Regions from separate parts of the Homo sapiens genome. Here regions 1, 2, 3, 4, 6 and 7 are each linked to region 5. The links are chromatin loops, found by intact Hi-C in ENCODE. Cell type or tissue: A673. All regions are shown on one strand. Region 1 overlaps GRM7-AS3 (GRM7 antisense RNA 3). Region 2 overlaps LMCD1-AS1 (LMCD1 antisense RNA 1). Region 3 has its middle 260 kb from the start of GRM7-AS1. Region 4 overlaps SSUH2 (ssu-2 homolog). Region 5 overlaps LMCD1-AS1 (LMCD1 antisense RNA 1). Region 6 has its middle 390 kb from the start of LMCD1-AS1. Region 7 overlaps LMCD1-AS1 (LMCD1 antisense RNA 1).

Region 1 (4,000 bases), 1.6 Mb after region 5:
GGAAATTAAATAAATGTTTGCCCTACTGCCTACACACTTCTAAGCTTGCCCCCAAATTACTTTAAAGTGAATTATACCTTTTGGCTCAGATTGCATTAGAAAGGCCACTTTAAATTTAGACTCAATTTTCTACAGGGGAAAAAAAAAAAGACGGACTAAAATATTTCAGTAGATTAAATATCGAGTAATATTAAGCAAAAATCAAAGGTGTTTAGGAGGTCTTGGACAAATATCAAATAGTAGAGTGTAAGTATGCATTATCTGTCCGGTGTCCTACTCAGGGATAAGAAAGCATTTTAAAATCTTTTATTCATGAAGAGAAGCCCAAATAAAGATTGTGGAATCTCTTGATATTTAAAGGCTTGCTCACAGATTTTTTTTTTTAAACTGCATGAGACAAACAAATGTATCTACACTTGCGTTCTGTTAGTCTAAAATTCTGGGCTAAATTATGACTGGATTTGGGGACATATAATCAAGCATCCAAATACATGTAAACTAAAGATGAATTTTGCTGGCAAACTAGTTCCAGCCTCTGGCATTAGAACTACTTAGATTTTCTTTTCAAATACTAGACTATATTTACAGCTTAAAAATTGGATGGAATAGGAGCCATTAAAAACTGATGACATTGAAGGAAATAATAACAATATTTTCCATATGTAAACCCAAGCTGAAAATACAATTGGCATCTCTGTCTGCTCAGTGCAAAGTATTTTGATGCTTCACACATGTTATCATGATTGCTGCTACTTTAATTCCCACATCTCGCTGGCAAAATAATTGAATAGTGAAGAGAATAAATGTCTCTTACAGTATGTGAGGCAAAAACCCGGATGGTTCAGATCACATTTGGCCAAAGAAATGCTTTCTTATTTCTCTTCTAGAACTGTGTGTCTGAACACTATCACGGGCTGTCCAAAGTGTTTTATTAGATTGTTCTTCCCCCTAAATACCTGATTTCTGTATTAGAGGCATGCTCTCTTCCCTGGAAACAATTTTCCTTTTAAAGTTATAAAACACCCATTAAAATGAATAACTTAACAACTGCCATCAGAGAACAGATTCCAAACAAACATAGTCTGCAGCATTGTTAAGAGAAAAACAAAGGAAGGCCTATGTACTTACTTTACATGGATAAAATTTCCAATGAACCTTTGACTATTTCGGGGAGAAAACTTTAGCTATTAATGGGGAAAAGGAAGCAGGTGTTAGGGTGGATTGGGAAGGAGAGTGCAACTATCTTGAATTGCTGAATTGCAAACCGCAGTAATCATCAAACTCAGGTCATTTCTGGTCTTACTTTTTCTCTTTGACAAAAGAGCAACAAAAGATCATGAGAATCCAGATCTGAGCCACATCACACACACTTTTCTAGTCTCTATACTTCTCAATTATCAACCAGCTGTAATTGATATTGTCATTTCCATTGGCAGTGGCAGCACAACAGGTAGTGAAAATGGGTGCAGCGAGAAAGATGTGGCTGAAATATTTTCTCCAACACAGACTGAGATCTTTACCTACCTTATAAAAATGTTTTCTGCATTAAATTTTACATACAGGGAGATTTTAGCAAATGTCCTGATATATTGTTACTATAAAATAATGAAGGATAGTATTGTTGTTACTTTTGTGATTCTTATCAATATCAAATAAATTGTCTACAGTACACTGTAGACTGTCAAATAAATACAGTCAACTGTAGTTCTAAATTCAAAGACATTTCAATTTTAAATAGAGAGCATAAACATAGGATATAAGTAAATGAGAACAGATAAAAAATAATTATATGAATAGAATGTCATTGTAGCATTTGACTACACTCGTGACCACTTTTATTATCATAAAATTTGAATACTTACTTTTTCTTGAATGCCAACTCTAGGTTTAACTATGTTAGGTGCTTTACATATGAAATTTCATTGAATCACTGCAGTATAACTAAGCCTGGTGTTATCATAATCCTCATTGTAGAGATAAAGAAACAACTGAGGTTACATGAAGTTCAGTAACTTTGCCCAAGTCCCCCAGCAGCTGATCCTTAAACACATGAGAGTAAGTGTCCATATCTCTGGTAGACATGACTGGTAGACGGTTTGATACTGGTGAACCACTGCACCTCACTATACACTTTCTAAATTTGTTTGAGCATACTTAAACTCGTTGCCCACTGTTTGGTCTTTGCCAGAAAAGACGGAGGTAGAGTGACAAGAGTGAGTGAAGGAAAGAGTAGATCGCTTAGAAGTTTGGCCCCATGGATTTAGGTTGACTGCACAGCAGTCTGGACCACCACTAGGGGGCAGGCTGATGCTAATTCATATTTCCATCATTTTTGGCCTAACCATAATGCACAGAACCCAAAGCAGCACCTTACTTTGCTCCCCACTATCCAAGAGGGGACAGTTCTTTTTTTTTTTTTTTCAATGAATGCAGGTATAAAAGTAAGTGAATATGTGCTTATTAGGGCAGGGATGAAAGAGTGTGAATGTAAAATATTGCAGCCACGTTAGAAAGACGTTGGACCATTTCTTAGAAAGTTCAACCCAAACTTAACATACAACCCAGCAATCAGACTCCTAGATAACTACCCTGGAGCCATGAAAACCTATGCTTACATAAAGATTTTCATGTGAATATTCATAGCACTATCATTCACGAATGATGGTCAAAAAGGGGACGTTATCCAGATGTCCATCAGCTGATGAATGGATACAGAAAATGCGCTCTATCCATAAAATGGAATACAATGCAGCAATAAAAAAGGAATAAACCACTGATATATGTTACAACAGGAGGGAACCTCTCCAGCAATATACTAAGCAAAAGAACTCTGACACAAAAGAACCCAGACACAAAAGAACACACACGTTGTATGGCTTCTATGAAATGTCTAGAATAGGTAAATCTGTAGAGACCAACAATGCATGTGTATGTGCCTGGGGCAGAGTGTAAGAATGTGGATTAACAGTAAACGGGTATATGGAATATGGAGCAATGAAAATGTTTTAATACTAGATTGTGGTGATGCTTGTACACTCTGTAATTTTATTAAAAACCATTGAATTGCCGGGCACAGCACTGTAATCCCAGCACTTTGGGAGGTCGAGGTGGGTGGATCACAAGGTCAGGAGTTCGAGACCAGCCTGGCCAATATGGTGAAACCCCGTCTGTACTAAAAATACAAGTAGCCTGTAATCCCAGCTACTTGGGAGGCTGAGGCAGGAGAATTGCTTGAACTCGGGAGGAGGAGATTGCAGTGAGCTGAGATTGCACCACTGCACTCCAGCCTGGGTGACACAGTGAGACTCCGTCTCAAAAAAAAAAAAAAAAAAATCAACTGTATACTTTAAAAAGATGAATTTTATAATATATAGATTACACTTCAATGAATCTGTTTAAAAAAACTTTAAAATGAAATTAGGGATGCAGCACGTCAGGTATGAGATACCACATTCACTCAAGTTGTTTCCCTCCTAAAAACATCTCACCCTTCAGTCCACATTCTGCTGCAGCAACTTCCTGCCCTTCTAGTCCGAACTTCTTTTATAACATTTTGCCTCTGCTTCTTGTCTCTTTATCCTCATCTCATATTCAACCCTCAGCCCACTGCAATCTGGCTGCAGCCCACATAATTCTACCAAAATTGTTCCTGCCAACTTTGTGATGACCTCCTTTTTGTTACATCCAGTGGGTGTTTTTAGCCTTTATCTTTACTTTATCTCTCAACACTTTGACCCTGTTCACCACTCTTGTACCCGCTATTTTCTTATAGAATTTGTAATGTTTTTTTCTCCCGGTTTTCCTTCAGTACCTCCAGTTGCTTATTTATAGTCTTCTTTCTGGGTTCCTCTTTCTTTGTCCATCGCTTATGTTCTGATACTACTCAGGACACTAAGCAAGATCCTCTTCTCATTATACTTCAGAGTGGGGTCAGAATATCATCTCCATCAGAACCATTGGGGGTGGGGCCCTACTTTTCAACAAGACAGGTTTGGGAACT
Region 2 (4,000 bases), 93 kb after region 5:
AGTCTGAACCTTTGCACATAACCCCACTGAAGAACATAAGAACTTAATTGTAACATAAACTTTGGTAGCTGTTTCATGTGTCAAGTACCCAATATCTGTTTATACTTATTGCCATTTTTAAAAATAAAAAATAAAGTTTCATCTAAATATTTCATCTAAAGAATATATATTTTATATTTATAATACACAGTAAATATAGTTTGGAATTTATACAAAATGCATCTGTGTAGAATCGTAAAGTCAATCTGGATATTAAATGGTTTTCTTCATATCTTTTGGACTATGAAGACAGTTGAGTAACACTGAAGCATCCTAAGTAATGAGGTATTGTTAAGAAGAAAGAAGGTCTGAGATTTTTTTTTTTCCTGGAAAAAGTTAGTTGAAAAATGTCAACTACCTTTGCCTGTTAGGGTTAATTTCCTCATGTTTTTACTGATGCTGTTGTCCACAAACAAAGCAGTTTACTGCTTGGGTGTGTGTGTATGTTTATATATATCTTTTCAAATGTGTAATATTTTCCATAAATGTAGACAGATACCTACTTGAGTATTTTTTTTTTCCAAGGCAGAAGAATTTTTCTTAGTACAGAACAAAATGGGGTCTCCCATGTCTACTTTCTACACAGACACAGCAACAATCTGATTTCTCTTTCCTTTCCCCACACTTCCCCCCCTTCCACTCGACAAAACCGCCGTCGTCATCATGGCCCGTTCTCAATGAGCTGCTGGGTACACCTCCCAGACGGGGTGGCGGCCGGGCAGAGGGGGCCCCCACTCCCAGACGGGGCGGCCGGGCAGAGGCGCCCCCCACCTCCCTCCCGGACAGGCTGGCCGGGCGGGGGCTGCCCCCCACCTCCCTACCAGACGGGGCAGCTGGCGGGGCGGTACTTGAGTATTTTTGAACTGACTTCACTGTAATATCAGAATTTATCTGATATTACAGCTATCCATCCACCCTGACAATTTGACCCTTCTCTCCTGGTTTAAAATCATTAATCTTTATTTCATGAATCAAACCAGAGAATTAAATGACATCTTGGTGATATGAATAGTATAGATTCATTTTCAATAGGTTGCTTTGATCTTCTTTTTTATGAAAGTGTCTTTATCTTGCCAACATGACCTTCTTTTCAGCCTGCTATTATCTGAAAAATAGCCTTTGCTATTCTTTGGAACTTTTCCACTCTCTGTGGCCTCCAATGAATTTATCATTGTTCAGACATTTAGTTTTGCTCCCACAGAAGTATAGAAGTATTTTTTTTTACAAGTCTCAACATACTTTCCAAAACACAATAGCGATTGTTAGCTAATCATTATTGTGTGTGGAGCAGACAAAAGCTCTTTAAAATGAGTGTAGGTTTGTTCTCTGGCAACAAAAATTCAGACTCATTTTTTCCCATCATTTCCTGGCAGCAATTGAGGCTGCAACTTGACTTGAACCTCTGATAAGAGACAAAAAAAAAAAAAAAAAAGAAAGAAAAAATTGAACGTTAGTGAGAATCATTTATTATGTTTCGTGGACATACAGGATTTTCTGAAAAGCCTTTCTGTTTGGATAATTTCCCATAATAGGACTCTTTTCCACCCAAGGTGGGAGCCGGTCGTACATTTTCCTAGCCTCTCTTGCGGATGCAGTCATATGGCTTAGGCTCCCCACCAATAAGATGCACACACAGAGGAGATTTTGATGTGAAGTGACCAGAGGAAGCAGCAGAGCACGAAGTCCATTTACTGGCAATAGTGGTGGTAGAGGCATTCGGCTTTTGGAGGCAGGTGTAGGGGAGATTCTTGGTGTTTGAGGCCTGACTGTGGACTGAGCTGCAGTGTCTGAGTCCCAGGAGCAGTGGGACCTCTGCTGGCGCAGTTCAGAAGTGTGGTTGCTGCACAGCCTCTCAACCACTGCAGACTCTGAGCTACCAGATGTCTTTCAATACATTCTGCTGTTTCCAAATGATGCAATCAATCAGACATATCTAGGTATTTTTACCTTATCAACACTTGAATATGATTTTTTAATGGGAAAACACATAAAGGAATGGTGTAAGAAGAATCTAAACAATTTTTTATGGAGTCTTACCAAACAGTGAACTTAGGTGTATGTTTAATTAATTACAGCAATTATTTAAAAAAAAAAAAAGACCTTCTTGCTTGGGACAAGCACACTCTTTTAGTCAAGGGCGGTGGCTAGAGGCAAAGTACCATCTCTGACTCTGGGCTCTTTGGGGTCATTCTTTTCTTAGGTTCTACCTTTGATTTGCCAAGCTTTCATTTGTGACAGGACCTTTATGTCAAGAAACAGCCTAATCACTGGAAGACAGCTTGGGGCTTATGTCTCTCTGCAGTTTAAGTTCATTTTCTGAAATGTGAGGCTTTCTGCCCTAACTAATACCATCAGGATTGCTGGCATCATGGTGTTTTGTGGTTCTGTCCTTGAGTCTTTCTCATAGTCTGCTGCTTTGAGTCTTCCACTTAAGAAGGACATCTGCTATGGGTTGGCAGAAAAGCCATGGTGCATCACAGATTGAGTGGACTTTGCTCTACTCTGCTCAGTGGTGCTGAGCTCTGAAGCCTCCAGTTGGTCCAGGGATTGGGTCATGCTGACCTGCACCACATCCCTGAGCTGCCCTTGGATTCTTTTCCTAGGCGACACCTTCTTTTGTAGTTATTTGCCTTCCCTAGAGTGTGAGCTGCTTGGAGGCAGGATTCCTATCTTGGCTCCTTCTTTGGCCTCAAGCTACAGAATGGTGCTGGACATAGTCCCAGTACTTAAAGAGGCATCACAGGCCCTGGTGTCCCAAGGGACACTGGTCTTAGCTGCATGAATCCGGAGATGCTGGCATTTTCTGGCCATCTCTCTGTTCTTGCTGGCTCCCGGGGCCACATTGACCAGGAACCGAGCCCATCCATTTGATCTCCCTGGGAGACCTGCTTTTATTTTATGTCTGGGATCTCTCACAAATCCCCTTCATGATGCTCTTTGCCTATCAGGCTATTCAGGTAGCTCCTCTGGCCTTTTGGGGCATGTACTTGTTTGGGCCCCTAAATAAGAAAAGATTCCCTTTTTTATGATTTTTGCCTTTTCTCCTTTTTCAGAATAAGTCTCATCTCTTCTACAGCTGCTGGGCAATGGACAAAAGTTGCTGTTAATTGGCTAAAGCCACACTCTACATTTTAAACCACGGTGGTCCTAAGAAACAAAATAAATAAACAAAGGCCTCTGGAATCCTTTACATTCTATGTATTCATTTTGATTGGATTACATCTGCATAAAGTGCAAATAGTTGCTTGAAAAATAAAATATTTATTCCACTAGTTAACTCTATAAATACAGGTATCTGAATACTCAGGATTATACCCAAATCACAGAATATTAAAATGTGACAACCAGAAAGGACCTTAAGTCTTTTCTTATACCATGTATCTGACAAAGAACATGTATCTGTAATGTAAAGAACTTGTACAACCGAATAAGAAGAAGCAAAATATCCCAGTAAAAGTGGGCTAAATATTTGAGCAGACATTTCAGAAAGAAATATACCAATGGGCAATAAGGACATGAAAAGATGGGCAGAATAATTATTCCTTAGGGAAATGCAAATGAAAAACATAGGGCATAGGGTGATGATACTACAGAACCATTAAAATAGCTAACATTAAAAAGATTGACGACACCAAGTGTTGATGAGGATGGCAGGAATCAGAGCTCTCACACACTGCTGGTGGGAATATAAAATGTACAGCCACTTTAGCAAAAGCTTGACAGTGTTTTTTAAAAGAGTTAAACAAACACCTGTTGTATGAGCCAGTCATTCCATTCCTAGGTATTTATACAAGAAAAATAAGAACATATGTCCATGTGAAGACTTATATCCACATTCTCATGCCAATTTTATTTCTAATAGCCTGGATAGAAATGACCCAGATATCCATTAACAAATGATGTTATACTCATACAATGAAAAACTACCTAGCAATCAAAAAGAATCAACTGTGGGTACACA
Region 3 (4,000 bases), 620 kb after region 5:
GGTATCAGTGCTGAGCCTTAAACTCAGTGTGTGTTTGATTCCAAAGCCTGTGTGTGTCTCCCAATCATATCCTAGCAACTCATTTGTTTTTTTTCCTTCAGGCTCCCTTTTACTTTTGAGCATTCAGATTTTTAGCATTTTATCCTAATTCTTTGTTCCTTTATCCACACATCCATCCATAATTTCAACCAAAATATTTTGTGGTTAGCTTGCTGTGTGCCAGGCGCTGAGCCTGTAATGGTGCCTGTGAGCGGACAGGGACCCGACCCTGATGAACCTTCTAGCCGAGGGAATGAGAGACAAAGTAAGTAAACAGATGGATGAAAGGGTCACAGACTGTACTTAGTGTGATGAAGGAAGGAAACAAGAGGTTGAGATAGGGAAGGAGTGGTGAAGGAACACTTAAGAGTAGCCAGTAAAGGTATCTTTGAGGAGGTAAAAGCTGAAATGAGACTTAAAGGATGTGAAGTGATGTCCATGGAGGCCTGGAAAATAGTTACATAGGCCAAGGGAATAGCAAGTGCTAAGGCCCTGAGGCAGGAACCAGCTTGGCACCTTTGAGGAGCAGGAAAGTGGCCAGTGTGGCCTGGGAGTTGGAGTCAGGCAAGAGAGACAGGGTTGGAGATTTAGATAGGCGTCAGATCTTGCCGTGCCATGGAGGAAAATTTGAATTTGAACTTATGTTAACACATGACATCTATTGTAAGACCAACAACATGTCATGATAAGAATTTATTATGCCTACTATATGCCTATCATGCAACCAGATACTTCTCACAAATCATGTCATTTTCTCCCCCAACTTTGAGAGGTAGAGATTTTGAGTTGTCTTACAGCATCTGTTTACTCTTACATTTATAGAGCAGGTTCCCTTTTCTTGAGGCAAAATGCTAGACCCTAGAAAGATGATCCCTATTCTTAGGGAGCACACAGTTTAATAAAAACATCTGGTAACCAAGGGTCATGCTAGTAGCTCTATGCCCTGGCTTCAGCTTTTAGCCACTCTGGGCTTCTCTTTACTCCAGTGGGGAAGTAATAATTTCCCCATTGCAGGTGATGGTGAAGATGAGAAGAGTCAACAGGCAACAAGTGCCTAGGCCAGGTAGAGGCTCACTCACTGGGGGATATTAGGAAAATCTTGATGGTGCTCTGATTGAAGCCTGCTCACAGTGCACATGGCCAGTGAGAGATGGCAAGATCCTCTGGGAAAGAAGAGACAGGAAAGGAAAGGCTTGGAAGAGGAGAGGGAACTGAATCTTGAAAGAACAGTGGCCATTCCCGAGGCAGACAAGGAGGAGGATGACAAAAATTCTATTTCTATCAAGCCTAATGCGAGATAGTCCTTATCATGAAAATTAAGTGTGAGGAACAAATGCACCTGTGATTTTGGTAAAAAGGGGCTACACATCGTAATTTAATGTCTAAAATTTGGACACTACTTTGTAAAAGTACTACTTACCCGTCACTGTTCTGCATGTAGTTTTAACCAAGATGAGAATCATGTAATAAATATAAGCTGATTCAAAGGCTTTGTTTCCCAAAATGTAGCACTATCTTTTCTTTCAGTAAAATAAATAAAGCATATGTCAACTTGCCCTCTAGTGACAATATTTTGTATTTCACTCAGGTTCAGAAAATAAGCTGCACATTAGCTCCTCCAACAATGTGATTTTCTTTTTAAAAGACAGAGGCTCATCCTGTATAGATAATACTCTATAATAAAGAAGTAGAAAACAGTAACCTCTGGGAAGTATCTTTGTGGTAGCCTATTGTGGTCACTTCTAGGCTGCTTACTCATGAAACTTTGGGCAAATTACTGAGCAAGTAACTTTGAGCAAGTTACTCAGGGATATGGTCTCCTCACCTCTGAAACGAGTTAGCCAGAATGCTGTGTATTTACTTCTCTTTTTTCTCTTTTATGCCTGCTAGAATGCAAGAATGCAAGCTTTGTGAGCACAGATCACAGGGATTTTGTTTTCTACTGATCCCCTAGTGCACAGAACAGGCTGGGCTTGTAGCTGGCACACAATGCATGTGATGTAAGAAAAATGAACAATGACAAGTATGAATATTGAAAATCATGAGTTATGGAAATTGCTGGAGTGTGGTCAAGCAGTTAGTGGATGCTTTACTAAATGATGACGTCCTGTCTTCCCTGGCTCTTGTCACTTGTGTTTTTTCAATTTTATATCAGTTAGATTTATTTCCCTTTGGGCCGTTTGTTTTGTTTTGCTGTTTTTTGTGGTTGTTTTTGTTGTTGTTTTGTTAAACTATCGTGAGCCGAAATTTGAAAGAGACACAGAAGAGGGAGTCAAGGATGAGGCTGGGTTTTTTTTTTTTTAGGTTTGAAAAACAGTTTGCTGACCTTTCCTTCTAGTTGATGACATTTCAAATTTAACCCATTCCACTAGACTATTTTTCTTCATGATGTGCTTTTGTACTAAATTATACACACATGCTAGATTCCGGAAATCTACTAAATCTGTCTCATGGCTGTTTACTGGTCAGTGTCCCTTAATTCGGCAACACCCTGGGTTTTTAGGAAGGATAATCACTTTTTTTTTTTTTTCTTTTTAGTCACTCCGTTCATAAGTGTTTTGTTCCTTTCACCACAGGTTTATTACTCACTTCTACTTTGAAAAGCAGGACCTGGGAGGCTGTAGAGATGAAAGAAATGCAATAACACTTTTGCTTGCTAATGGATGAACATGTTGCTACTTAGAGTTGAAAAGGCATCATTTTCAAGTGCTTTTTAGGGATGTTCATGCTATGGTGTAAAGGGGAGTGAAGAGAGGAAGAGAGCAGCTCTTCACGTGTTTTTTACAGGTCTTAAGTGTCCAAATCCTTCCTTACACAGTAACACCCCTGGAGAGAAGAGAATGTGTCTCTTAAGTTTCTACCCAACATCTAAAAACCCTTAGAGTTCTATCAATTTGGAAATGATGGTGAAAAGATATACTTTGAGAAGTAGTGGTGAAGAATGGATATTGATTTATCCTTTTGATCCATGACGGTCTCCAGCTCCGAAACAAGTAATGATTCCCAGTGGGTACAAGATGAAGTCCAAACTTCTTAACCTTGAATTTAGAGGCTTTTGTGAACAAGCACCAAATCTTTTTGACCCCCTCTTCTAAAACTCCCTCAATGATGTTCTGCTCAAATTATTCTCCCTCACTGACCTCTAGCTAGGCTCTGTGTTTTAGAATTTTAATTACATTTATTGGTCAGGGACGGATCATTTTAATTGTTGGAAAAGAAATCTAAAAAGTACAAAACAGAAGATGACATTCATAATTCTGCTATTTGGAATTAATCTTTGTTGGTAGTTAGCCAATCACTTCCTGTTTTTTAAAATACATAAGTCTATGTATAATTTCTACGGTTATAGTTTTTTTAATTACAAAAATGATATAGAAGATAGATAATCCAAAAGAGAAGACTATGAAAGATAAACTAAAGTTTTGTTTAATTACTGTTTCCAATCCTGATTCCCTCTCACGTTCCCCTGAAACAGCCCCTGTATTAGTATTGTTGTATATTTTTCCAGTTCATGTTTAGAGTACATAATTGATGACATTATTCTGTGTTTATTTTGGCTCACATAGATCGTGTCATAATGTGTGTATCTTTCCATAATTTGCTTTTTTTACTCCAAATCTGTTTAAATGTCTAGAACCAGCTTGCGCAACCCATAACCCATGGGCTGCGTGCAGCCCAGGATGGCTTTGAATGCAGCCCAACACAAATTTGTAAACTTTCTTAAAACATTGAGATTTTATGTGACGTTTTTCTTTATTTAGCTCATCAGCTATTGTTAGTGTTAGTGTATTTTCTGTGTGGTCCAAGACAATTCTTCTTCCAGTGTGGCCCAGAGAAGCCAAAAGATTGGACACTCCTTCTCTATAATTATTACTGACCATTGTAAGTTCTGTTTATCCATTTGCCTACTGACAGGTATTTGGGCTGTTTCCACATTTTTGCAAAGCTGCAGAAAAAATGA
Region 4 (4,000 bases), 210 kb before region 5:
GAGGGGACAGTGGGGCAGAGGCCTTGAGGACTGGCAGAGGGCAGTGAGCAGGGCAGAGCTAGGAGCTCAGAAGTGAGAGGTACCTTCAGCCAGAGGAGAGGGTCCTGCGGGCCAGGAGTTGGCACACCCAGCCCACTGCCTGCCTTTGTCGATAAAGCTTTATTGGAACACAGCCCCACGCATTTTCTGACAGGTTGTCTATGGCCGCTTTCCTGATGGTGGGACAGAGCTGGATAATGACAGACTACATAGTCTGAAAGCCTGAAGTATTTACTATTTGGTTCTTAGCAGAAAAGGTTTTCTCACTCTGCCGTTGGCCTTGGCAGAGAGATTGGCTTCAATGGGACTTCTGATGGGGGTCCTCAAACTATAGGGAGGTGTGTCAGCCTCCTTTCTTTGCTCCAGTAATTTGGCTTTTTAAAGGCTCACCTCAGGCATCCCCCCACCAGAAGCCCTGCACCCCACTCTTCCATTTGAGTTAGGGATTTCCCCCTGGGCTCAGCTCAGACTGAGGACCATCCCTAGGCGTCACTGGCTGCTGGCAGCTCTGTGAGCTGACCCTGCCTGGTGCTGAGCTCTGACCACCGTCTCACCCTCAGCGTCCACAGCAGCACTGGGCCCAGGTGGACACTTAGGAGGAGGGTGGAGGAAGGAGCCACAGTTCCACAATGAGGGGCAGAACAGGGAGCCCCAGGGGAGGGCTATGCTTGCCCTTAATATGTGGAAGGCTTTCAAGCCTGGCAGAAGGGGATCTGGGGGCTTTGGGGACCGAGGAGATGCCCCAGTGCCCGGACTTTCTGTAGGTTGAGTGCAAGCGCCTGGGCTTATTTGTGGTTCATTTTGTATCCTCAGCTCACAGACAGTGCCTGACCCTTAGAGGGCGGTTTGAATGTGTACATGAGAAATGAATCTGAGTTCCTTTCCCGCTACACGTGTACAGACCCCACGAGTCCACACTGACGGGGACCACACCAGCCATGGTCACTGCCTTGTCCTGCACCTAGCGCGGTGCCCGGCACACAGGAGGCACGCAGCTGGGGTATCCAGTGGGCTGCAGGTGATAGCGTTCTCTCTCTGACTGCAGGCCCCCTGTTTTCCTGTTTTTGAAATTCCTGAGACCACACCGTGGGTCCCTCTCTCAGCCCCCTTCTCTGTCTGGCTCTGGCTCTGGCTCTAGTCAGCCCCAGTGACTTCCAAGGCTCCAGGTGCGGCAGCCAGGTGGTCTGTGTCTCTCTCTCTTTCCCCCAGGTGTACCCCATCGTGGACTTCCCTCTGCGAGACATCTCTCTTGCCTCCCAGAGGGGCATTGCAGAGCACAGCGCTGCCTTGGCCTCCCGTGCCCGCGTCCTGCAGCAGGTGAGCCAGGGCGGAGGGGCCATCTGGCTCTGACGTCTCTTCCTGGGCTGCTGAGCCCTCTTTCCTGAGAACGTCGGAGCGGAAGGATGAGGACGTAGAGGTGAGGGAGGTCCCGGGGGAGGAGTGTGGGAAGGGGTAGGGCCTGACCTAAGGCCCCAGGGCATGGAGCAGGGCAAGTAAGACGCAGAGGCAGGAAGGACCGTGGGTCGCAGGAGAAGTTTGCATTTTTATTCCCAGAAGCGATTGCAGGGTTTTAAGCACGAATGTGGTGTCATGGGATTTTTGATTCTGACTCCCTGGTGTTCAGATAGGGGAAGAAAAAGGTGGGGATTGAACGTCACAGGCCTGGCTGGAGCCCAGTGTCTTGCCCCTGAGGCCCCTGGCACTTCCCAACCCCCAGCCCTGTCTTCTCCTGGCCTCTGTGGTTTTGGCCGCTGTATCCTGATGGCCACAAGGTGGCGGTGGTGGCTGCTACATCCCCAGGAGCAGCCCTGAGTAGCCCCTTCTGCTGCTGCTGCAGCCAGCCAGGGGACCCTAACGTGGGAGGTTGGCCTGATAATGTGCTTTGCTGGAGCTGCATGAAGTGGGACAGCAGCCGGGACAGGAACCTTGCAGACTGGGCTGAGATCCTGCGTTTCCTGCATCCCAACATGATCCTGGGCCAGCCACTTCCCTCCTTCAAAGCCAGTCTCTCACCTGCGAAAAAAGACACTAAAGCACCTCAGAGGGTTTTGCAGCAAAACCCTCGAAATGTGTTTGGCACCCGGTGCTCAAAATGTCCCTTTCTGTCCTTTGCAATGGGCATTTCCCCTTCTCTGTCTCTGTCTGCACATCTCCCTGATTTGTAGGAGAGAGAAGATGCATTTTTATCTACATGAATACGGATCATCTTGGAGCTGGAAGGGGGCTGAGAAATCATGCAGTTCAGGCACTGCAAACTTACATGCCTACCAGGGCCAGGCAGTAAGGAGGGTGACAGAGCGTCATTCAAAGGGGCCTGTCGACACTCAGCTTTCTGTAGGCACAAGACCCAGTGTTTCCAGACTGTCTGAAGTCCAGATTTTTAGATGAAAACTTGTAGTTTTTCAATATTTTGGCAGCTGGGAAAACTGAGGCCCAAGGAGGGGAAGTTACCTGTCCTAAGTCACACAGTTTGTTGGTGGCAGGTCCAGGACTAGAACTCAGGTCTCCTGAGGCCCTGCCTCTGCCAATACAGCCATTCCGGGAGCCAGGAAGGGTAAACCAGGGGGCAAATACACATTTTTCTTTAAAAAGGAGTATAATGGGAGTGGAGGTCACTTCTCTGAATCTTTTTTCTAATTTTGCCTTTGGTCCTAGAGCTGTAACAAAGATTCATGCTAATATTTTACTCAAGATGGAGAAGTTAGAGCCGAAATCCAGCCATGAGGACATAGCTGGCTAAATTCCATCTCCCAGCCATGGCCATGACTCTGAGACCTGGAATCTGCTTATTGCAGGGGCTCAGCTGCACAGACAGATAAACAGCCAATTACGTGATGACCACTTGATGGCAATTGATGTCTTGAGCAATTTGTGGCCTCAAACTTCGAGACTTTTTGAGCCAGAAGCAGATAGAGGCAGGGGGATTGCGGGGGTTGTGGGGGGGCTGGTATTGCCATGCTCTCCATTGGATCTTAATAGAAAAATCTGGAAACAAGAGTGGTCCTGACTTCAGTGTCCAGGCCTTCTGAGCACTGACATTGACTCCCATCTCCTTGTGCCCTTTAGTCCCTATTTGGGGTCCTTTGCACTGAAATTTCAAGAGGCATCTTCCAACTTTTATTTCCGAAATTGTCATTTGGATTCCAGTTTCTGGCATATGAAGAAAACTCAGTCACCGGGGTCTTATCTGGTTGTCTCAACAACTCTGTGAAATAAGAGTTTTTATTCCCATTTCACAGATGAGGAAACTGAGGTCTAGAGAACTGGAGCACAAGATCACATGGAAAGCTGTGTGGAAATTTTGTGCCCTGACTCTGATTCCCCTCTTCCTTCTGCAATGTCATGCTGCCCCCTGGCCTCTCCTCTGACAGAACAGGGGCCTGCCTCTCAAAATACACCCCCACTGCCCAGATCTCCAGGGATGGCCAGGGCAGTTTTTCTGAAATGGAGAGAGAAGTCGAAGCAGCCAGATGGCTTCAGCCTCAGCCCCCCACCCGGCCTGGTTTACCTCTTCCCTAGGGTCTTCAAGCTATCAACTACAGCAAGAGGACTTGGGGTTCTTTTCCCAACAGGAAGAATTCCCTGCAAGTAAAGAGGGCCTGACCCTGGGCCAATCATGCCACCTGTCCCTGGGTTTGGGTCCCCACATCTGAGTCTGGGACAGGGGAACATCTTGTGCAGAAGAACTTAGGGGTTTTTGCACAGAGCCCGGCCCACAGGAAGTCCACAAGAAAGCTTGGCTTAGATGATCAGGAGCAACATTCTTATGTCAACTACGAAGTGTAGTTGCCAGTAACAAAACAGCACCAGAAGCCAGTACAGATGGGAGCCTAATGTTTGCTCCCAAGGTGGGCTGCTGTTTTCTGTTCAGGGCCTCATATTGCAGAAAGTTATTGAGTAACTGCTCAGAGAAGGGGCTGGAGAATGAGGGACTTAGCATCTCCCTGTGGGAGGGAATGAG
Region 5 (4,000 bases):
AAGTAAAACTACCACACATATTTGAGGCTCTTTTTAATAGTTCATGGTCACAAGGTGGGCATTTAGGAGTTGTTCCAAGTTTTTAGGTTCCTAAAGATTCTGAGCACATTGGAGCAGCAGCTGAAGTGCTGAGAATGTATTTCCATTTTCTAATGTAAGGCAGAAGCCCTGGGAAAGGATTTTAGTTTTAGGATCATACACATATCATCTCTCACAAGTGTCTCAGGGCCTTTGCACCTCAGAACCCTCTGCCTGGAATTCTTTCCTTCCCCCTTTTCCTTCCTAACTCCTACTTGTCCTATTGGCCCGTCATCACTTCTTCAGGGGCGTGTGAGCTGACCTCCTGAACTGGTCAACTCTCCCAATCACATGCTTTTGTGTGGTACATAAGAGCATTTAATTAGGAGAGTTGTATTGTGTTGACCGTATGGGAATTTTGCATTTTATTGTGATTACTTGATTAATGTCTTTCTCCTCGACCAGGATATAATTTCCATGATGCCAGGAACCACCTCTGCTTTTGCCCACAGTAGGCTTTTTTCCAGGTTTTTAATGACTATTGAATGAATGAGTGAATGAATGAACACATCATCCAGAATTTCCTAGAGCTTACTGGATTTTGATATGTGGGCCAAACTTTGAAAGACATGGGTGATACTTGGTTTTCTAAGGCTATAGAAAGAACATAATGATAGACAGTTTGCTGGCATATCCTTGGTGTCCAGCACAGTCTCTGCATGCAGTAGGAGCTTGTATCAGTCCATTCTTGCATTGCTATAAAGAAATGCCAGAGACTGGGTAACTTATAAAGAAAAGAGATTTAATTGGTTCGTGGTTCTTCAGGCTGTACACGAAGCACGATGCTGGCATCTGCTTGGCTTCCGGGGAGGCCTCAGGAAACTCACAATCATAGTGGAAGGCAAAGGGGGAGCAGCCGCATCACATGGCTGGAGAAGGAGCAAAAGAGTGGGGAGGTGCCACACACTTTTAAATAAACAGATCTTGTGAGAACTCACTAACATGAGGGCAGTTCCGAGGGAGGGACGCTAAACCACTCATGTGAAATTCACCATCACGACCCAGTTACCTCCCACCAGGCCCCACCTTCAACATTAGGGATTACGGTTTGAGATGAGATTTGGTGGGAACATAGATCCAAACCATATCAGAGCTCAGTGAGTGTTTGTTGAATGAATGAACATTAGAGCCAGAAGTCTGGGGTTTGAGTTTTGTCTCAAATTGACAGGCTTGTCAAACTTGGTGAAGAAGTTTAACTTTGTGGGAGAGGCAATGCTATACCATAGATTGAAAACAGCTCCAGGGGTCAGTATTACTGGGACCAATCTTCATTTACTAGATGTATGACAAGACACGTAACATTATCATGCACAAATGTGCTTATGTACAAAAAGGAGGATAGTATCAAAATCCCAGTATAATTTCAAGTATTAAGAGACAGAAGCTATTCAAAAGCCCTTGCATAACACAGCACACATTGGGTATCAGTAAGTATTTGTCACAGTCCTTTTCTCTCTCCTAATCTCCATAACATAGGGATGACACTACTGACCTCAGAATGACCACATCTCACGTAAGATCATGCGCACCAAACACTTTATATAACCTGGTGTTATATAAAGTTATATTCATTCCCAGTTGGTTTTAAAAGAAAAATATGTTGCTCGGTGCAGTGGCTCACGCCTATAATCCAAGCACATTGGGAGGCAGAGGCAAGAGGATTGCTTGAGGCCAGGAGTTTGAGACCCTGATCTATAAAAAAAGAAAACAAGGCCGGGCATGGTGGCTCATGCCTGTAATCCCAGCACTTTGGGAGGCCAAGGCGGGCATATCATCTGAGGCTGGGAGTTCAAGACCAGCCTGACCAACATGGAGAAACCTCATCTCTACTAAAAAAAAAAAAAAAAAAAAAAATCAGACAGGCATGGTGGTACATGCCTGTAATCCCAGCTACTCGGGAGGCTGAGGCAGGAGAATAACTTGAACTTGGGAGGTGGAGGTTGAGGTGAGCCGAGATTGCTTGCACTCCAGCCTGGGTAACAAGAGCGAAACTCTGTCTCAAAAAAAAAAAAAAAAAAAAAGAAGGAAACAAAAACAGAAAAGAAAATTATCCAGGTGTGGTGTATGTGCCTGTAGTTCCAGCTACTCAGGAGGCTGAGGTGAGAGGATTGCTTGAACCCAGAGTTCAAGGATGCAATGAGCTATGATTGAGCCACTGCACTCCAGCCTGGATGACAGTGAGACCCTGTCTCAAAAAAACTAAAAAATAAAAAAGTGCAGAATCAGCATTAGCCACAAGGTGGCACTGTGGTAATAGCTTTGATTTCGGGGTTTTAGCTTAACAAATTAGCACCTTAGTATACCTTTTAAATTTGAGTCCTGAGGTGAGAAGAACGGGTTGCATTTAAGCGAGAAGCGTTGCTGTATAATAATGTCTGTTGTAAATGATATTTTAATGTCTGAGGTCTTTACTCTGGAGAATCAGGAAGGAAAATTTTAAAACATTCCTTTAGATTCTTAGTTTGGAAACTTAAGAACCTCAAGAACCAGGTAAATGAGGGATAAAAGCTTTTATTTGCTTTATTACAACATAATCTTATCACAATTTATAACTTTTTCCTCTCGGAGATTGCTATAGTTTGAATGTTCTTCCTCCCAACCCTCATGATGAAATTTGATCCCCAGCGTTGGAGGTGGGGCTTGGTGGGAGGGGTTTGGTCATGGGGGCGGATCCCTCATGGATGGCTAGGAGCTGTCCTCATGGTAGTGAGTTCTTGTTCTATGGGTTCCCTGAAAAGCAGGTTGTTAAAAAGAGCCTTGCGCCTCCTTTCTCTTTTGCTGTCCCTCTGCCCATGTGATCTCTGCACACACCAGCTCCCCTTCCCTTTCTGCCATGAGTGGAGGCAGCCTGAGGCCCTCACCAGATGCAGACGCCCAATCTTGAACTTTCCAGCCATCAGAATCATGAGCCAAATAAACCTTTTTTTCTCCACATTACCCAGCCTCATATATTCCTTTATAGCAACACAAACAGACTAAGACAGAGTTCTATTTTGTTTCCTCAAATATTCTGGCAACTTATGCTTATATCTCCTTTTTTCCCTTGTGTTTGATAAATATATTATTTATCTATGAATTTGGCCAACAAATATTTCCTGAATATCTTGTGTGTGCCATACAGTGTTCTGGGTGATTGAAATAAGGCCACACATAGAGAAGGCAAAGCTGCATTTCCTTTCATTATCAACTAGTAAACATATGAACAAGTAATGAAATTTCCAAAGGGTGGCTTAAGGGCATGTGTTCACATGCACCCACTTTACATAGGGTGGTCAGAGAAGGCCTTTCCAAGCTAGAGGGGTTTGATCCTCAACCTGAATGATTAGAAGGATCTAGGCAGGAAAACACCTAGGAGAAGAGCATCCCAGGGAAAAGCACATGGAAAGGCCCTGATGTGGGATCAAACTTGTCATATGCAAGAAAAGAACCTCTCATAGGCCAATCATGGTCAGTCATACTCCAATCATCTAGAGCTTCATAACAGATGATTCCCAAACTCAATAGTTTTTAACAGCCTGCCTATATTGCTGACAATTTTGTTGGCATTAGGAATTTGGGAAAGGCTCAGCTGAGTGGTTTGTTTTGGTTCACTTAGCATTCATGAGGGCAGCTGAGGCTGGAGGATTCGCTTTCAAGATGGGTCTTCCTTTACATGTCAGACACCCTGATGCTTCTTGGTCTCTTTCTTTTCTACATGGTGTCACATCCCCAGAGTCTTCTCACATGGCTTGGGCTTTTCACAGCAGGACAGTCTTGGAGTTTTTGCAGTTCTCACTTGGGTGTTGGCTTCCAAGAGACCAAGATAGAAGCTGCCGGTCTTCTAAAAGCCCAGGCCCAGGGCTGGCATATCATCACTTCTGCCCTATTTACTGGTCGAAGAGGCCAGTCCTCTTTCTTCAAGGGCTGAAAAAATAAATCTCTC
Region 6 (4,000 bases), 310 kb after region 5:
TCCAGTATGCTATCATATAATTTCTTTTTCAATCAGCAAGGAGCTTAATTGCACGGTAGCAGCTGAAAACCCATTGTTCACCAAATAACGAAACAATTTCAATGAAAAGAGGAAGATCTAGCCAATGGAAGAGTCAAGTTCTCAAGGGGAAGTTCCTGGAAGCCAGATTTGATGCTGTTTTTTTTTTTTTTTCCATCATCCTATGTTGCTTGTGAAAGGAGACTTTATGTTTCCTACCAGAATCTGCAAATTGAAGGCCTCTAAGCCAAGAAACTGGAGACCTGTGATCTCACTGTGGGTCTGTCAGAACCTTGTCAGGTGACCTTGGGACACATCACACACTGCCCTGGCCTCTGTTTTCCAAGTTTGTATAATGTGCGGTAGTGTTGCCTTGCTACTGTTATTTCATCAGCTTGTTTGAGGGCCTCCTGAAACGATGCATATGAAAGCACCTTGTAGCTCTGAAAGCAGCACTCAATGCAAGGTCATTAGCATTGGCTTTGCCCAAATACTAAAGGAACAATCCATACCATTGAAAGGGGGATATGACAAATTGATCAATGTAAAAGATAAGCTGGTAGCTGTCACATACCTTTTTCTGTACAGCAGTGGCAAACATCGTCCTCTCGTTGAGATTCTGAACCATCACATGAATGCACATAAATCACCCTGTACAAAGCACTATATACAAATACTTGGGGATGTTTAGCACCATGGACACACTTGCAGGGAGTAGTGGTGATTCTAAGTTGGACGAGTCTAGCACACCACGGGGTGGGCAGCGGTGGCACTAGCACTATATTGTGGTCAGAGAAGGGCTTTCTGAAAGATCCACTTGGGACGAGCCCTGAAAAGCAAGAAGAAAGTTGCGCTTGAGTCCAGGGGATGGGTGTTTATGATGGAGAGGCTGCTATTGTGAGTCACTTAGAAGCCACGTGATTGGGAAATGTGCAAAGCATTTAGCTGTGAGATAATAGTGTGGCAGGTGCGGTGGATACTCAGCTGTGTCCCCTGGCCCATCTCTGAGATTCCAGCAGGGTAGGTGGACAATTCCCTCTAACATTCCATATGCTTCTCACTCCAACTGCCTGCTTTTCTGCCTGTGGGTGTTCCCACTCCCTAATTCACAGGGCAACCTGGAAATGCAGGGGAGTTAATGCTACAGGGATGGGACCAGCCCTCCGCCAAGGGGGACCAGTCTCAGGACAAATGCCCCAGCCTCCCACTGCTCTGCTGACATAATTCTGAGGTATCGTCCCTGAAATTTCTCAGGGCCCTTGGCAGGACTAAACCCCAGCTGCCCACAGTAGTGGCCCCTCATTCACATACCCTGTCTGAGCTTGCCAGGGCTGTTATAACACAGTACTACAGGCTTAAACAATGGAAGTAGATGGTCTCACAGTCCCAGAGGAGGGAAGTGGAGATAAAGGTGTTGGCAGGGTTGGTTTATTCTGAGGCCTCTCCTTGGCTTGTAGATGGCTTCCTTCCCCCTGTGTCTTCATACCGTGTTCTCTCTGTACTCATCTTTATCCTAATCTCTTTTTGTAAAGACACCCATCATATTGCTTCGGGGTCCATTCATATGCCCTCATTTCATCTTAATTACCTCTTTAAAGGTCTTACTTCCGAATGCAGTTACATGCTGAGGTACTGGGGGTTAGGACTTAAACAAATAGATTTGGGGCACACATGATTCAGCCCATTATTGGCATGCCCTTTATTGGCATTTCTGTCCTCCTGTGTCACTCTCCCTTCCCCCTCACTACCTCCTTAGGTACTCTCCCAAATTAAGTTCCTGTATACAAGACCTTGTTTTGAATCGGCTTTGGGGAAACCAAACTAAGCCAATATGAAGTGGTAAAAACTGTGAGCAACTGGAGAGTGCAAATCTACCTAGAAGCATTTAAATTTATTTTAGAAAAATAGCATATAAACAAGTAAAACGTTGTGCAGGGCATGCAAAACACTTCCACAGTCCCAGTCTTTCCTGTTTGCAATCTCTGTGCTGGATAACTTTCAGGTCCAGCTGTTGCTTTCTATGATGTGTGTGTGATGTTTGTGCGTGTAAGGAGGCAATCCCCTGAAATGTAGGAATCATGCACAATTCAAAATAAAGGGGCAAAATGATCTATGATATAATTCGGCATCCTGAGGCTGCAAGGAAGCTCCTACATCTTAATCTGAGACTGTGACCCATCGTGGCAATAATGCATAAGGCTGAGTTATTCTCAGGCACATCGTAGCTTATGAGTTGGGGTTATGTCATACACTCTAAGAAAGGACTGTGAGTAACACTGCCCCCATTCAGCCCGTCCTTTTGGGGTGTAATGTCAGATCTTCCCACTGGAGGGCATTGAAGCTACAGAAAAGAGAGGGTGCCTTTCTGGTCCAATGCTATTGAATTAGGAAGCTTGCTGTACCCGGACTGTATTTCCGGTTGAGATGACAGACGTCCTTTTTGTGCTTCAGTGTGAATTTTACCAATCATGGCCATGTTCAGCATGCTGGAACTGATGATTAGATTCATGACGATAACCACCAGACTGAGAGTGTGATTTTCCGAGACAAAGGGCAGATTATGTTGATAATAGTCTTTCCCCGAGTAGTCTCTATCCCCATTGGCTATAATGAGGTGGGAAGGGGACTGGAACTCAAGGCTAAAGATAAGAGTTTGGATTCTGACTCTGTCCCTTTCTGGCATTTTGAGTGTAATCACATTGTTTAAACCGGACATACCCCAGTTTCCTTATTTATAAAACAGGAATAGCGAACCGAGCCCACAGAGAGTTTTAGTAAGTGGAAGGTTTAAGGTTTTGTATGATTTAATGCACTAGCAACTGCATGGAGGGAGGGGGGTGTTGCTATTATCGAGAGTGACCACATTCATCTACATGCTGTAAAAGTCCCGGGAAAGGTCCGGGATTCAAAAATGAGTTCCTTGAAGTAGAGTATACTTTCTAAAACTTTACTATTAGATATTAATTTGCTTAGATTTCAATCAATAAAGCAATTCATTGCTTCTGCTTTAATGAGCATCTTCTCTTGGAATGGCACATACGCACAGTAAACAGTTACAAATCATCAACATTTTGCTGTGTTAATTTTGGGGACTGATACCTTTGGCTGAGAGCAAGAGCTAAGTTATCCAGATTTGGGGAAAGGTAGGAGATATTTTAGCATGGGGCAGGGGGGTTCTCTGCTGAGATAGTGCATCAGACCCTCGTCTCCAAAGTAAATTGTGGCTGGAGAGAGGATCAGAGAAAAGGGGAACGTCTGAGCCAGAAGATGGTTCAGCCTCACAAGTTTGCCAGGAGTGGCCAGGTTTTATAAATCTTCATTTATTTTTAGAGTCCCTGAATCCCCGTTGCATAACCAGTATTTGAGGTCATGTCTATATGATCACAAATTTACCATTACTTCTATTGTTAAGCATTTACTGAGCATACCTTATTATCCCATTAAGAAAATAGAGAAGAAAAGAAACACAGGTTTCCAGACTAATTGGGTGGATGTGGGGATGACAATATTGCATGATTGTGCTATGATGGAGTCTCAGCTTTGTGAAGGCAAGAATTCACTTCTATATATTCATTATTTGATGTGGTAAATACCTAACATATGAATAAATGAATGAAACTACATTATTTTAGGACAGACATTCTCCAAGTATGTTACCTGGCCCACTACCATCAGAATCACCTGATCCTTTTCTAGAATACCATATATGAGACACTGTTCTAATTACTTTTCTTAAATTAACTCATTTTATCTTCACTCAACTCTATGAGATAGGTACTATTATTATTACCTTCACTTTACAGATGAGCTAACTAAGGTCCAGAGTGCCAAGGTCACACAGCCAGTAAGTGACAGAGCTGGGGATTTCAACCCAGAGTCGATGCTCAAAACCCCTACATCATCTTGCCTCTCTATATCTAAAAGTAATGAGGCAGATAAATATGTGTTATAGGAAGCGGCCAACAACTTATATTTTTAAGTG
Region 7 (4,000 bases), 110 kb after region 5:
CTTGTGCTCATAAGTCAGTATTCCATTAGGGGAGACCTCCAACTCAGCAGCTGATGGACAAGCCGGTGACTGTGAGGTAGAGAAAGACTCAGTAAGAAAACATACCCTTTTTGACCTTGATGTAAATCGAATCTGTCACGGAACACACAGTTGGGTTCTCATCTTGTCTGTTTGCAGCCTTGTTCTACGAACAGCCTACCAGATATCTTTCCATTCTCTCCCTGAATATTGAGTGACCTTGGAAACAGCCTAATCTGTCTTGGCAGATTGAAGATAGAGAAAACAAGCAGGGGAAACAGGGCTGCTGTTTCCTGCTATTGATCAGTGACTTGAATTAAAGCTCATTATGAGCTGGAGAGATGTGTCAGACTCGGGTGTCAAGGGTGGAAAAACTCAAAACAGACTCTGGCAGCCAGGAGAAGTGATGAAAACAAAGCACACACACACACACACACACACACACACACACACACACACACACACACACCAGAAACCTTTGTTCCTCTCTTGGGTTCATTTACTTTTGGTTTTTGACCATTTCTCTCCAATCATAGGACTTTAAAGGCTATAGAAAGAGATTCCTCCTAGAAATCAGTCATCTAGTCTAGTCCAATCTCCTCCTTTTAAATATGGGTAAACTGAGGCTCAGAGGGATGAAATGACTGCCCAAGCCCCAACAGGGAGTTAGCAGCACAGGTGGGATGCTTCACCCAATCTGACTCAATTGAAATTCAAGTTCTTTCTGCCACATTTTGCAGCTTCTCCCTCTGTCCGACACTAGGTCTCAGGGTCCCAGCAATTCGACTCTTGAATGTCAAGATCCTGGCTCCAGGAAGAGCAATACAGCATCCAGAAATGAGCCAGAACTGAGAAAAAACACACGGGGGGTTGTGTCCTCACTGACACTTATTAGACATGTAAGTTTGGGCATACCATTTACCTCCCTTGGTCTTACTTTCCTTATTTTAAAAATGGACATGCTGATGCTTGTTCTTGGTTGTCTGGGAGTATGATAGTTTGGTATCAGTCTATGAATATACTTGTAGATGTTAGTTACAGTGTGTCTCTTCTGGGAAGAGTAATCTCCCACTCAGTTCATATCCAATAATGTAGCCAGATGTAATTAATCAAATGGTCCTAGCAGGCTCAGGAGGCCAGACCCAAAGCTGTGCATTTGTGATCAGGAGAAGGAGGAGTGGTATATTAGTCAGGGATCTCCACAGAAATAGAACCAATAGTATATGTAGACATAGAGAGAAAAAGAGAGGAAATTATATTAAAGAATTGGCTCACATGATTGTGGAAGCTGGAAAGTCTGAAATCTGCAAGGCAGGCTGCAGGCTGGAGATCCAGGGAGAACTGATGTTGTAGCCCTCGTCTAAAGACAGACTTAAAGGTCTTTAGAGAAAAGACTGAGATTCCCCAAGGAATGTGGAATTCTGCCTTTCACACCACCTTAAATTGGATGAGGCCTACCTACATTATTGAGGGTAATCTACTTTGCTGAAAGTCTACCAATTTAAATGGAAATCTCACAAAAAAATTGCTTTATAGCAACAGCTAGACTGATGTTTAAAATTAAAATTTACAATTACAAGTGGGAATTTACAAGTCTGCAGCATTTGAGAGATAGAGGTCAGAATGTCCTACATGGGAACACAGGGAGGGGCAAGTCCGGGGGGCAGAGGAGCCGGGCAAATGAGATTTAGCCCAGAATGCCAAGCCAATCTAAAGCACCCATTTTGTTGAGACTCATACTTACCTGTGCAGCTCTGGGAGATGCCAGGGTTCTGTGTTCTCCCCATTTTTGACCAGAGAAAACATCAATAAAAAGAGAGAGAAAGTAATCCCCTTTGCTGCCACTGCTCTTCTCCAAATATTTCCAGAGGGAGCCAGTCTTTACTGTCTCCCAATCCCTTTTAGCACTGTTCCTTACTCTTCCCTCTACCGCTGCCTCCCTGCCAAGAGGCAGCACCATTTCCAAAGACCTTCTCTGTCTGCAGGAAGAATGGGTCCTAAACTCAATGTTTCCGTGCGAGGAAAACCCAACCACAGTCTGAGTGGAGGCAGACATTGAGAAAGAAAACCTTAAATATGTCTCTGGAGGTGCGCATGCTGCCCGAGAACCATTGTGTAGTCAACATGCCACAGATACATTCTGCAAAATGTCATTTCCTTTAAAGGTCACAAGCTCTATTGATTTCTAATTCATTTTCTTTTGTGTGTGTAGCAGATTCCAAACAACTATTGCTTACATGATAGATTAGATGAGTCGATGGTTTAATATGGGAAGAAGGTCTGGGAGTTCTTGTCCAAGGGGAGAGAAAAGGGGAATTTTCTTTAAGGCTACCACTATCAATGATAGTTCTGTTTTTTATATTTTGCCTATTAATCATAGTTTTCCTTCCTTCCTTCCTTCCTTCCTTCCTTCCTTCCTTCCATTTCTTCCTTTATTCTTTTTCTCCTTCCTCCCATAAATATTTATTGAGTGCCTGCTATCTGCCAGGGTATTGTGTAATGTTATGCGCAATAACTATAGACTTACTATTACGAAATTTATATTTTAGAGGAAGGGTGGCAAAGACAGACATTAAAAATATAAAGTCAACAATATATACAGTAGTTAGAAATTATGGTAAGTGCCATGAAGGAAAGGTATAGGGGCCGTGAGAGCCTAGAGCAGGAGGACTTGATCTAGATCATGCTGTGGGATAGTGAAGAAGGAGGAACAAGTGACATCAGTACTGACAGCAGAAGGAAGAGAAAAGTTTGTTAGGTGAAAAGAAAGAACAGAACATTCCAGAAAAAGAAGAAGTATATGCTGATGCCCTGATGTGGAAGGGAATTGCCCCCATTAGGAGCAGAAAGAAGGTCAGAGAGTTCTGGAGAGTGGTGGGGGGAAGGTGGGAGATGGGTGGAGACAGGCGGGGGCTTTCCTATCAGGTTAGATATATCCAGGGAGGCCATTGAAGGTTATAGGTTGGATAGTTATGATCAGACTTGGGTTCTGAAAGACTACAAGGCTGACATTTGGGTACCGATGGGTGGTCTGGAAGGGGTACAAGAGGGCTGGAAGAGAAATGATGATTGGATGTGGTTGATTTCCATGGAGATGGAGAGAAATATATGGAATCCAGAGAAATTTAGGAAGTAAAATCAGCTGAATTTACCTAGCCTTGGACAAGGAAGTGAGTTGATTGGCTTGACCTCAGTTTTATCCTTCATACAGTGGTGCTGATATTATTACTTGGCTTACTTTCTTTCTTTCCTTTTTTGTTTTTTCAAACCAACAAATTTTCTAGTTTAGTGGTTTATTCCATTCTAAATGTTTAATAAACTCCTGTCTATACCAGCAGTAGCCAATTAATGGCCTGAAGTGTTAACGCTCACTTCCAACTGAGAAATTCTTAAGTCATGATAGTATTTTTCTATGATTTCTTGAAATGTAAATTTCCCCCGTCTTAACAGGCATTTTTCTCAGCTTTATTCAGGTATAATTGACACACAAAAATTGTGTATAATTAAGGTGTACCACATGATGGTTTGATATATGTATATCTTATGAAGTGATTTTCACAATCAAGCTAATTAACATATCCATTACCTCTTATAGTTACCATTGTGTGTGTGTATTGTGTGATGAGAATGCTTAATATTTAGTCTTTTAGCAAATTTGAAGTATACGATACATTATTATTAATTATAGCTACTATGTTGCACATTAGATCTCCAGAACGGGTTCATTTTATAATTGAGAGTTTGTACATTTGACCAAAATCCTCTCATTTTCCCCACCCTCTAGCTTTTAGCAACCACTTTTTTACTCCTTGTTTCTAAGACTTCAACTTCTTTGCATTCCACACGTAAGTGAGATCATGCATGCAGTGTTTGTCTTTCTGTGTCTGGCTTATTTCACTTAGTAGAATGTCCTCTAGATTAATCCATTTTGTCACAAATGGCAGGATCTCCTTCAATTTTAAGGCTGAATAGTGTTCCATTG

The links. Peaks named below come from ENCODE experiments on the same cell type or tissue, not always from the same donor. Only the 100,000 strongest peaks of a DNase experiment are listed, where the experiment ranks them.
Region 1: it touches region 5 in a loop (5-fold over the local background); 5 of 110 quality-filtered maps call a loop at or near these places.
Region 2: it touches region 5 in a loop (7-fold over the local background); 65 of 110 quality-filtered maps call a loop at or near these places.
Region 3: a loop joins it to region 5, with 5 times the contacts of the local background. A loop is called at or near these places in 8 of 110 quality-filtered maps.
Region 4: it touches region 5 in a loop (9-fold over the local background); 3 of 110 quality-filtered maps call a loop at or near these places.
Region 6: a loop joins it to region 5, with 5 times the contacts of the local background. A loop is called at or near these places in 18 of 110 quality-filtered maps.
Region 7: a loop joins it to region 5, with 9 times the contacts of the local background. A loop is called at or near these places in 65 of 110 quality-filtered maps.

What each region holds. Positions count from the first base shown.
Region 1 is chr3:6,797,787-6,801,786 of GRCh38, reverse strand. All of the region lies in intron 1 of GRM7-AS3 (GRM7 antisense RNA 3), which reads left to right. Among named protein-coding and RNA genes, the nearest start is that of GRM7-AS3, 5.7 kb to the left of the region's middle. In A673, CTCF peaks have their summits at 2,092 and 2,293 (motif pointing right); no DNase peak of the experiment used is centred here.
Region 2 is chr3:8,322,802-8,326,801 of GRCh38, reverse strand. The region is part of intron 3 of LMCD1-AS1 (LMCD1 antisense RNA 1); the gene reads left to right. Among named protein-coding and RNA genes, the nearest start is that of LMCD1-AS1, 180 kb to the left of the region's middle. In A673, a CTCF peak has its summit at 1,861; a DNase peak (open chromatin) is centred at 1,851; H3K27ac peaks cover 2,147 bases.
Region 3 is chr3:7,798,179-7,802,178 of GRCh38, reverse strand. No RefSeq gene overlaps it. Among named protein-coding and RNA genes, the nearest start is that of GRM7-AS1, 260 kb to the right of the region's middle. In A673, a CTCF peak has its summit at 1,617 (motif pointing left); a DNase peak (open chromatin) is centred at 1,618.
Region 4 is chr3:8,620,905-8,624,904 of GRCh38, reverse strand. It overlaps SSUH2 (ssu-2 homolog), which reads left to right. Exons shown (of 12, transcript NM_001256748.3): 11 at 1,249-1,356. Among named protein-coding and RNA genes, the nearest start is that of SSUH2, 22 kb to the left of the region's middle. RefSeq lists silencers at 1,239-1,618, 1,708-2,002 and an enhancer at 1,435-2,055. In A673, CTCF peaks have their summits at 1,602 and 1,807 (motif pointing right); a DNase peak (open chromatin) is centred at 1,814.
Region 5 is chr3:8,415,893-8,419,892 of GRCh38, reverse strand. The region is part of intron 3 of LMCD1-AS1 (LMCD1 antisense RNA 1); the gene reads left to right. Among named protein-coding and RNA genes, the nearest start is that of LMCD1-AS1, 84 kb to the left of the region's middle. In A673, CTCF peaks have their summits at 2,115 and 2,315 (motif pointing right); DNase peaks (open chromatin) are centred at 2,322 and 2,712; H3K27ac peaks cover 3,576 bases.
Region 6 is chr3:8,109,737-8,113,736 of GRCh38, reverse strand. No RefSeq gene overlaps it. Among named protein-coding and RNA genes, the nearest start is that of LMCD1-AS1, 390 kb to the left of the region's middle. RefSeq lists an enhancer at 1-126. In A673, a CTCF peak has its summit at 2,331 (motif pointing right); a DNase peak (open chromatin) is centred at 2,356.
Region 7 is chr3:8,310,027-8,314,026 of GRCh38, reverse strand. All of the region lies in intron 3 of LMCD1-AS1 (LMCD1 antisense RNA 1), which reads left to right. Among named protein-coding and RNA genes, the nearest start is that of LMCD1-AS1, 190 kb to the left of the region's middle. In A673, no CTCF peak of the experiment used is centred here; a DNase peak (open chromatin) is centred at 2,456; H3K27ac peaks cover 4,000 bases.